Regions from separate parts of the Homo sapiens genome. Here region 1 is linked to region 2. Evidence: chromatin contacts called from ENCODE Hi-C or POLR2A ChIA-PET data. All regions are on one chromosome and are shown on one strand. Each heading gives the region's core, a stretch centred on a gene start or an enhancer-like site at or near the end of the contact. The rest is flanking DNA. Distances are from core to core; before and after follow the strand shown.

What was found. Hi-C counts contacts between places; a loop is a spot of excess contacts on that map. ChIA-PET counts read pairs that join two places held with the same protein, here RNA polymerase II (POLR2A). Pooled maps may share reads with other maps.
Region 1: a loop to region 2 is called in a map of head of caudate nucleus, with 4 times the contacts of the local background. The contact joins two enhancer-like sites. A Hi-C loop is called at or near these places in 1 of 168 maps with a recorded cell type or tissue (head of caudate nucleus), 1 of 37 single-sample maps with no recorded cell type and 4 of 50 pooled maps. POLR2A ChIA-PET finds 5 or more read pairs at or near these places in 3 of 52 experiments (GM12878, WTC11 and activated CD4-positive, alpha-beta T cell).

The regions. Positions count from the first base shown.
Region 1 is chr2:58,425,826-58,429,630 of GRCh38, forward strand. No RefSeq gene overlaps it. Among named protein-coding and RNA genes, the nearest start is that of LINC01122, 93 kb to the right of the region's middle. Within about 2 kb of position 2,471, at least 6 of the 41 ENCODE cell types and tissues checked have a DNase peak (open chromatin) inside an H3K27ac peak, as active enhancers do.
Region 2 is chr2:57,758,243-57,761,880 of GRCh38, forward strand. No RefSeq gene overlaps it. Among named protein-coding and RNA genes, the nearest start is that of VRK2, 290 kb to the right of the region's middle. RefSeq lists an enhancer at 1,652-1,946 and a silencer at 3,218-3,418. Within about 2 kb of position 1,774, at least 2 of the 41 ENCODE cell types and tissues checked have a DNase peak (open chromatin) inside an H3K27ac peak, as active enhancers do.

The DNA.
Region 1 (3,805 bases), core at 1,221-3,720, 670 kb after region 2:
GTGATTGATTGGGAGCCATCAATGTGTCAGCCTACAAATGAAATGTAGCTATGTATGAATTTCCATTTTTTAATGTATTTTCAAGGAGTGTCGGAATGTGATTACATTTTGTATGTATGTGATTACACATGTGCAAATCTATTAATATAATGTGATCTTGCCTGTTAAAGAGACATATAAGAATCTGGAATAGGCTCCAGAGAAGTTCTACTTGCCCCTCACCCTCTAATTTCCAAACAAATTTCAGTTCATGGCAAGTGACACATGAAATAAACCTGACAATGGACAGGGGAATGGTGTAAACATGCAACATTCAATGTATTAGAAAAAGTTAACGTTATCCTGCACATGTACTCCTGGACTTAAAAGCTGAACAAAGAAAAAGAAAAAATGTGAATATGGACAATAATTCTAAACAAACAGGGCAGGTATTTAAAGAAATTAATTTTTAAAAGTGAAATTATAGGTTCTTAAACCTAAATTTTGTGCAAAAAAAAAAATCCTTCCACGTATTGGCGTATCAGTCCCCCCTATTCAAGGGCCTTGATCATCATTTGTGAAGCTCATTAGTTTCATATCTGATGCCAAGAGAAGTAATAAGGTCCAATCACTGGGAGAAGGTACATATCAAGGTGGGTTTTGCAAGGTGAGATATAAGCTAGAATTTGGGGAAACATGTAAAACTTGGCATGATATAAAAAAAGAGGCTGGGCGTGGTGGCTCCCGCCTGTAATCCCAACACTTTGGAAGGCCAAGGTGGGCGGATCACCTGAGGTGGGGAGTTTGAGACGAGTCTGACCAACATGGAGAAACCCCGTCTCTACTAAAAATACAAAATTAGCCGGCGTAGTGGCAAATGCCTGTAATCCCAGCTACTTGGGAGGCTGAGGCAGGAGAATCGCTTGAACCTGGGAGGCGGAGGTTGCGGTGAGCCGAGATCACGCCATTGCACTCCAGCCTGGGCAACAAGAGCGAAAATCTGTTTCCAAAAAAAAAAAAAAAAAAAAATCAAAAGTGTGGAAAATAATATGATAATAACCTCTGTTAAACTTGCATGAGGGAATGGACTAGACCTAAGTGTAAATAGGTGATTTGATTGGGGTCATTTTGATTGCTTGGCAATACAATTCCTTTCTTTTATATTTAATCAGAATGTTTGTACATCTATTTATTAATTGACCCAGTGGGTAAGACGACCACAGTGACTGGGCTTAGTGTAAATACTCATTAGTTCAGTTCTCTTGATTGGATCAGATGACCCTTTTACCCATACGATCAATACATTATGTGACGCATAAATGGTTCGTCCAAACTTCTAAGGGTGACATTACTCCATTCAACAGTGCTCTCCCCACAGAGAAATAAGCATAGCTAAGGAAATAACTTCTTTTAATGAGATTAATCCCGATGATAACTTAAAAGGCAGTTTTACTGCAAGATGTAGATGACTTTCAAACCTCCTTATTAATTAAAATATTGAATCATTTTTGGTGTCATCAACATGGTGGTTATAAATAAAAGTGAGACTGGGGGAGTAGTTTTTTAAATAAATGAAGCCATAACCCTAAAATTTTCTGCCACGGATTACCCTGAAACTCTTCATAAATTCACCTAGAACAGGATTTAAATGATGCCTGCATTAACCATAGTCAAAACTGGTGATCAAATGCATTTCTACCCACAGAAACCCAGATGAAGGAATGCTGAGCCCTTCTTTCCACCAGGACCTAAATATTTCCTGAAAGTTTGAAACTCGAGGCTCAGCGTCTACTCCTTCCCCAATATTTCTGCAACAATTTTATTGGGACCAATAATTTATGCAAATGTGAGGCTGAACAGTTGGGCTCCTCTGGGAGCTTTCCACTGTGTTGGTGCTAGTTTGGATCGTGTGTGTGCGCGTATGCGCGCACGCGCGCGTGGAAAAACCGGGTATTTCCCTAAAGGAGTTTAGTTGACACCAAGAGGTCACTCCCCTGAGGAGCCGGCTGCAGGGCGGTGATTCGCCCCCGGGATGGTGGCGGCGATTCCGTGCGCCTTCCTGCAGTTGGACATCAGTTATATTTCAGGCTTTCAAAGTAAACGACGAACTCAGCACTTTGGCAGAGTCCAAAATCCGCCAGCGAACTTGGGTGCTAGAGTTCGGCGGGAAGAAAAGGTGACTCAGAGATGCAGCACATTTTTCTGGCACTTTCCACCGAGGATACTCTAATAAACGGGGGAGGGGGAAAGAGGGAGGGAAGGAGAGGAACACCCTCCTCCTCTTCCAGAAACTGCACCTCAGCCTGAAATTTGGGTATTATTTTACCTGTATTTATAAAAACCACCACCGCACTCCCTGCACCAACTACCCAACTGCCTCGACTTCCATTAAAAGCAGCTACTAAGACTAAAGAGAGGGAAAGACTAAGGGCGGGGTGGGGGGAGAGACAAATAAATAAATAAAAGAGAGCGCGAGGGGGGAAGGGGAGAGAAGGGAGAGGGAGCGCCTGGGACTCGAGACGGCGGCAGGTTCAATTAGCTAAACAAAGAAATCATGGCGGATTGTTTACATTTGGCAGCGCCCGGGCTGCGCCGACCGCCGGCCCCGAGCCGCCGCGGGCTCCGAGGAGTCGGCCGAGCTGCTCCCGCGCCCTGGCCGGGTAAGTGACGCCGGCCGCGGGCCCGGGGCGGCCGCCGCGCGCGCCACCCCCGCTGCCTCCCCGCCCCCGGCGGCCCCGGAGCACCCCCACCATCCCCTGCCCCCTCCCCCACCGGATCGCCCCAGCCCCCTCCTCTTGCCCCCGGCGCAGCTGGGCTCCGCTTGGATTTCGGTGACGCTGTGGCTCTGTTCGTTTGCTGCTGCTGCTGCTGCTGCTGCTGCTGCAGCCAGGGGGAAGGGGTGGGGAGAGTTGGGGTGGGGGCGGCAGAGCAGTGTGGAGAGCAGTGCCCCTCCACTCGTTTGTTGCCTCTTGGGGTCAGGACCTCCCCGCCTGGGCCAGCCCAGCGGACGGCCCCGGTGCGCGCTCGCCTTGCGCCACCGCCTCCGGGACCCAGGCGGAGCGCGCCACTCAGCCCGGGAGGTGGGGCCGGGCAGTGACCCCGCGCGAAGTGCCAGTGCGGAGGGCGGGGGTGGTTACCGAAAGATGTAATCCCAGGAGGGGCCGCCGCCTTCGCTGTCCCCTACCTGTACCCTCTCTTTATCCTACCCTCCATTCCCCGACCCTTTTCTCCCTCTCTTCTCCCCGTTCTTTTCTACTCCCCTCATTGCTTTTCTCAGACCGGCCTTAGGGTTGAGAACCTGCTCAAGAGGTCGCCTTCCAAAGGCTGACCTTGCCAAAGCCACCCACGTCTGTGAGAGCTTTTCCAAAGATTGACTCTTTCCTCATCTTTGTGGCCCGAGGGTTCACTTTTTTTCCGTAGGGTGGAACTCTTTCTCCTACAGAGGCTTTTTAGACGAGTGTCTTTGTGCTGCGGTTGGCACAGCAGTACTAGGAGGTTAGGTAATGACAGGGGAGGAAAACAAAGGCAACAAATAGGGGGAAAAAGGGAGGGCAATGTCACCAACAACAGAGGGGGCTTTCTGTATTCCCAGAAAAGATGGTTTCCTTTGCGGAATGCTTCCAGCATCATCGGCATGCAACTGACATATTTGCTTTGTACAGAGAAAAACAAATTCTTAGGTCCTTCAAGTTAACCTCTATTTTCCTTTCAATAAAACTTTAAAAAAATGTTTAGTGCATTCAGTAGTTTGCTTTTTCTCTTTCTTTTGCTTCCTCTTTCCAGAACCTTAGTTAATATCTGTGTCCTATTTGGGAGAAAATCACAG
Region 2 (3,638 bases), core at 524-3,023:
TTAATGCAAATATTGATCGTAGGAGCATAGACACAGGCCGGGCTGCATTTTTTTAATGGACATGCTTTTTTTCTGGGGCTGTGCTACCCATGATAAAATACATCACCATAGATCAGTATTCCACCATCTTTCTATGCATAGGAATGCATAAGCAAATCCAAAAGGTGGGCCAGATTCAATGCCAAGCTTGTGAGCCTCCAAAGCAGGTACTTCAGTAGTCTACTGGACCACATTTGTTTAACCACTTACACTTCCCTCCTCCTGCTTTCTAGATGAGTTATTTTGGTGCGCACAGAGACAGACTATCAGAATGGATGTGGTACCTTAGGTCACAAGAATAGTTGTACCACAACAAGGTCTGCTATGCTAAGACACTTAATTGCTGTGTACACAAGATTATCAAAGCATTGTATCTGAGAACCACTGTCCGAAACATATTTAGCAACAGAATCTAAGTCTGACTTGAAATTCAAAAGGAGAGATCAAGGACAGGAAGAAATTCTAAGGGCCACTTTGAAATGTGATACTAAAAAGATTTGCTATCCCATCTGTAGGCATTTTTAGGCTGGACTGGAGAGGGAAAAAAAAGAAAAAGAAAAAGAAAACCTGTTTGCACTAAGAAAATTTTCTTGGCCTATTGCCAAGAAAGGAAGTATCACAAACTGGGCACAAATTAACCTAAAACCAAAGAAAGGAGGAAGAAAATAAGTGGACTCAACAGCCTCAAATCACACCAGTTGCTTCAGAGCAATACCGTTGCTTTCAGATGTTTCTCCTTCGATTCTTTTCATAGGGTCTGTGGTTGTTGTTGCTTATTATAACTCTAAAGCCAAATATACTATTACATTTAGTGAGATGTCTGTGGAGATGGAAATGAGACCATCACGATTCTCACTATCATATGCAGTCGTTTTTTACTTCTTTTCCAGAGATCTGCTGGCCCCCACATCTTTATGCAAAGGGGTAAATGCCATCATAAAGAGGGACAAGCAAGATGTGTACACCAGGTGCACAGAATGTTCTCTGTGGGCGGATCAGCCTAAAAGGTGGAGATAACTGGAGGTGAAGAGGAAGCTGAGTGGTATGCAAAGTGGGAGGGAGGCTAGACAGAATGAAGCCTTTGACCTTGGAAGAGCTGCGTACTAGTGAAGTAGAGGGAGGGGGAGGGAGAACGGAATGAGGAATTCCTTGCTGTAATATATTCGGGTAAAAATGGGGCTGTCATCTTGAGCTACAAGTTAGAAAGTTATTACTTTTAATATGCCACTACCTTAGGCCTATACTGTTATGTAAAAGAAAAATAACCTTGTGTGACAGTTTAACATTGATCGATGTGCCTGCCAAATGCAAAGAGATAAATAAGCAGGTGATGAATAAACAGCACTTCAAGTAAAGACATTACGCTGCATGCATAAAACGGCGCCAGGCACCTAGGAGCTGTGGGTGGCCGAAGGTTGGCCATTTCATGCCCACTCAGTAAAGCAGACTTAATCGCTTCCAATATTTTCTGTTAAAAAGCACGCTTAATGAGCCAATTTCACAAGCCCAGAGAAACTGATTATTATCTCTGAGTTCCAAGAGAGTTGGTTGTTTTCCAAGAGCCAGGTTTTTTTTTTTTTTCCTTGATGGGATAAAAAACCTTTTTTAGAAAGAGAGAGAGGGGCGTAGGAGAGAGAGCAAGAGAGAAAGGGAGAGAGGGGGAGTGAGGGAACGACCGAGCCAGCAAGAGGGCACTGAGAGCCAGCTGGCAGGGGAGAGATGGCCACTAGATGGCAGTGTTACCCCGCCGTCGGCACCCGGCCCGGGCTGGGAACTGGACAGGACCATTTGGCGGAAACGTGGCATGGTGAATAACGCTGAGAGCTGTGCCTCGAGAGTTCAGACCCGACCCTCCGCCCTCCTCGGGCCTTTTGTCCACAATTTTTCCATCCTCCAGCCCATACAAGGCGAGGAGACAAAAGGGGCAGTCCCCGAATGGCCTCCCTCTGAGAGCCCAGGGCTCTGATTCTTCTATGCAGCCTTCTTTCACAAAGTACAGGGGTCCCTTCGTCCGATTAGACTGAGTTCTTCCTGAATTTTTTTCTTTTTCTTCTTTTTCTTTTTATTTTTTTACCCTGGGAGGCTTGCAATCTCTGCATCCCTCACAGGACTAAGCATCTGCTTCTGAAGGCATGGAAAATTCCAACAGGATAAACCTATCTCGTTTTTCACCATGTATTTACTTTAGGGCAGGTTATTTTCTTCTTGCCTCTTATTTTGCACACTTTTTTTTTTCACTTTCAGTAAAAAGTGTGAACAAAAGGAATTTACCCCCATAGGAAAAGATTGGGAGTAGGGAAAGGGAGAGAGCACCCCTTAGGAAGCCAGCTGTCCTTCAAAGAGTTTCATTATGTATCTTCCTCCAGCTACACCGCAATGTGGTGAACGCCACAGAAACACAGGGTTATTGTCACCAACTGCAGTTATTCAATTGCCACTAGGAGAGAGGACCCAGCAAGGAGACCTCAGCATATAATTAACTCGGATATTTTTTAAAAATTGAAATGAACTGTTGTTAGGTTCTAAATTGAGATGCAAGTTAATTATTTATGAATATTCATAGAAAACTTGAACAATTTCCAAACTTGGCCTTTAGTTTCTCATCAGTTAACCAAATAGTTGATGTGTATTTTTTCTGTAAGATAATTTTCTCTTAATGTGCACTGGAACTACCAACTTCATTAAGATTTTTGAGATTCATTTTGCCTTGTGATGAATCAAAAGGGAATGGACTTAGTAACAGAGAAAATAAAATGTTCATCTCTTATCTTTTACTTATACATAAGAGAAGAATGAAATGACACTCAGCAAAAATTAGTCAGTTATGGTAACAAAAAAAACTGGCATATTTGAGGAACATTCAGAAGAAGCAGATCAATGTTCTGTATGTGTATAGGGGGAAAAGGAGGAAGGGTAGGGAGTGTTTGGGGAGTGGAAGGTGGCCATAGATATGAAACCACCGAAAGAAGGAAGGTACCCAACTCCCAGGAACTTATTCCAGGTAATCATGTACCTGTGATGGGTTCAGGATATGCTTCTCCCAAATATGGCACCTTGGCATTTGAAAAACAAGAAGCAGGACAGTCGCCCTTACTTTCTTCTCACCTTTCTCCCTTAGAGCAGGTCATAAAGCCTAGGAAGGTTGCTCTCTAACCTTCTCCCACACTTCTCTGAAGCAGAGCATAAGAACCTAATTCCAAAAGTATCCTCCCTTGATCTGGAGGAAAGGAACATTCTTATTCCTGGAGACAGAGGGACACAAAGAAGGATCAGAGCAAACAGGCCTTGCTAAGCTCCCCCCAGTTTATTGCCATTAGATCACATTCCCTTCGTCTTTGCATACTTCCTCATAACTGTTCACTCTTCATCAAACCTAAGCATACAAATTTACAAGTTTACCTGTTTCTCTGGGCATTTTCCTTATGAAGGCTCCCATGTCACACAAAACTTATATTAAGCAAGTTTGTATGCTTGTATCTCATTAATCAATCTTTGGTGTAGAAGCCTCAGCCATGAAAATAAGTTTCTTCTGCCCTAAAGTGGCCACTATTCTCACTCACTCAGAACAGAAAGCTCCTGTATGTCCACAAGTTCTAGTG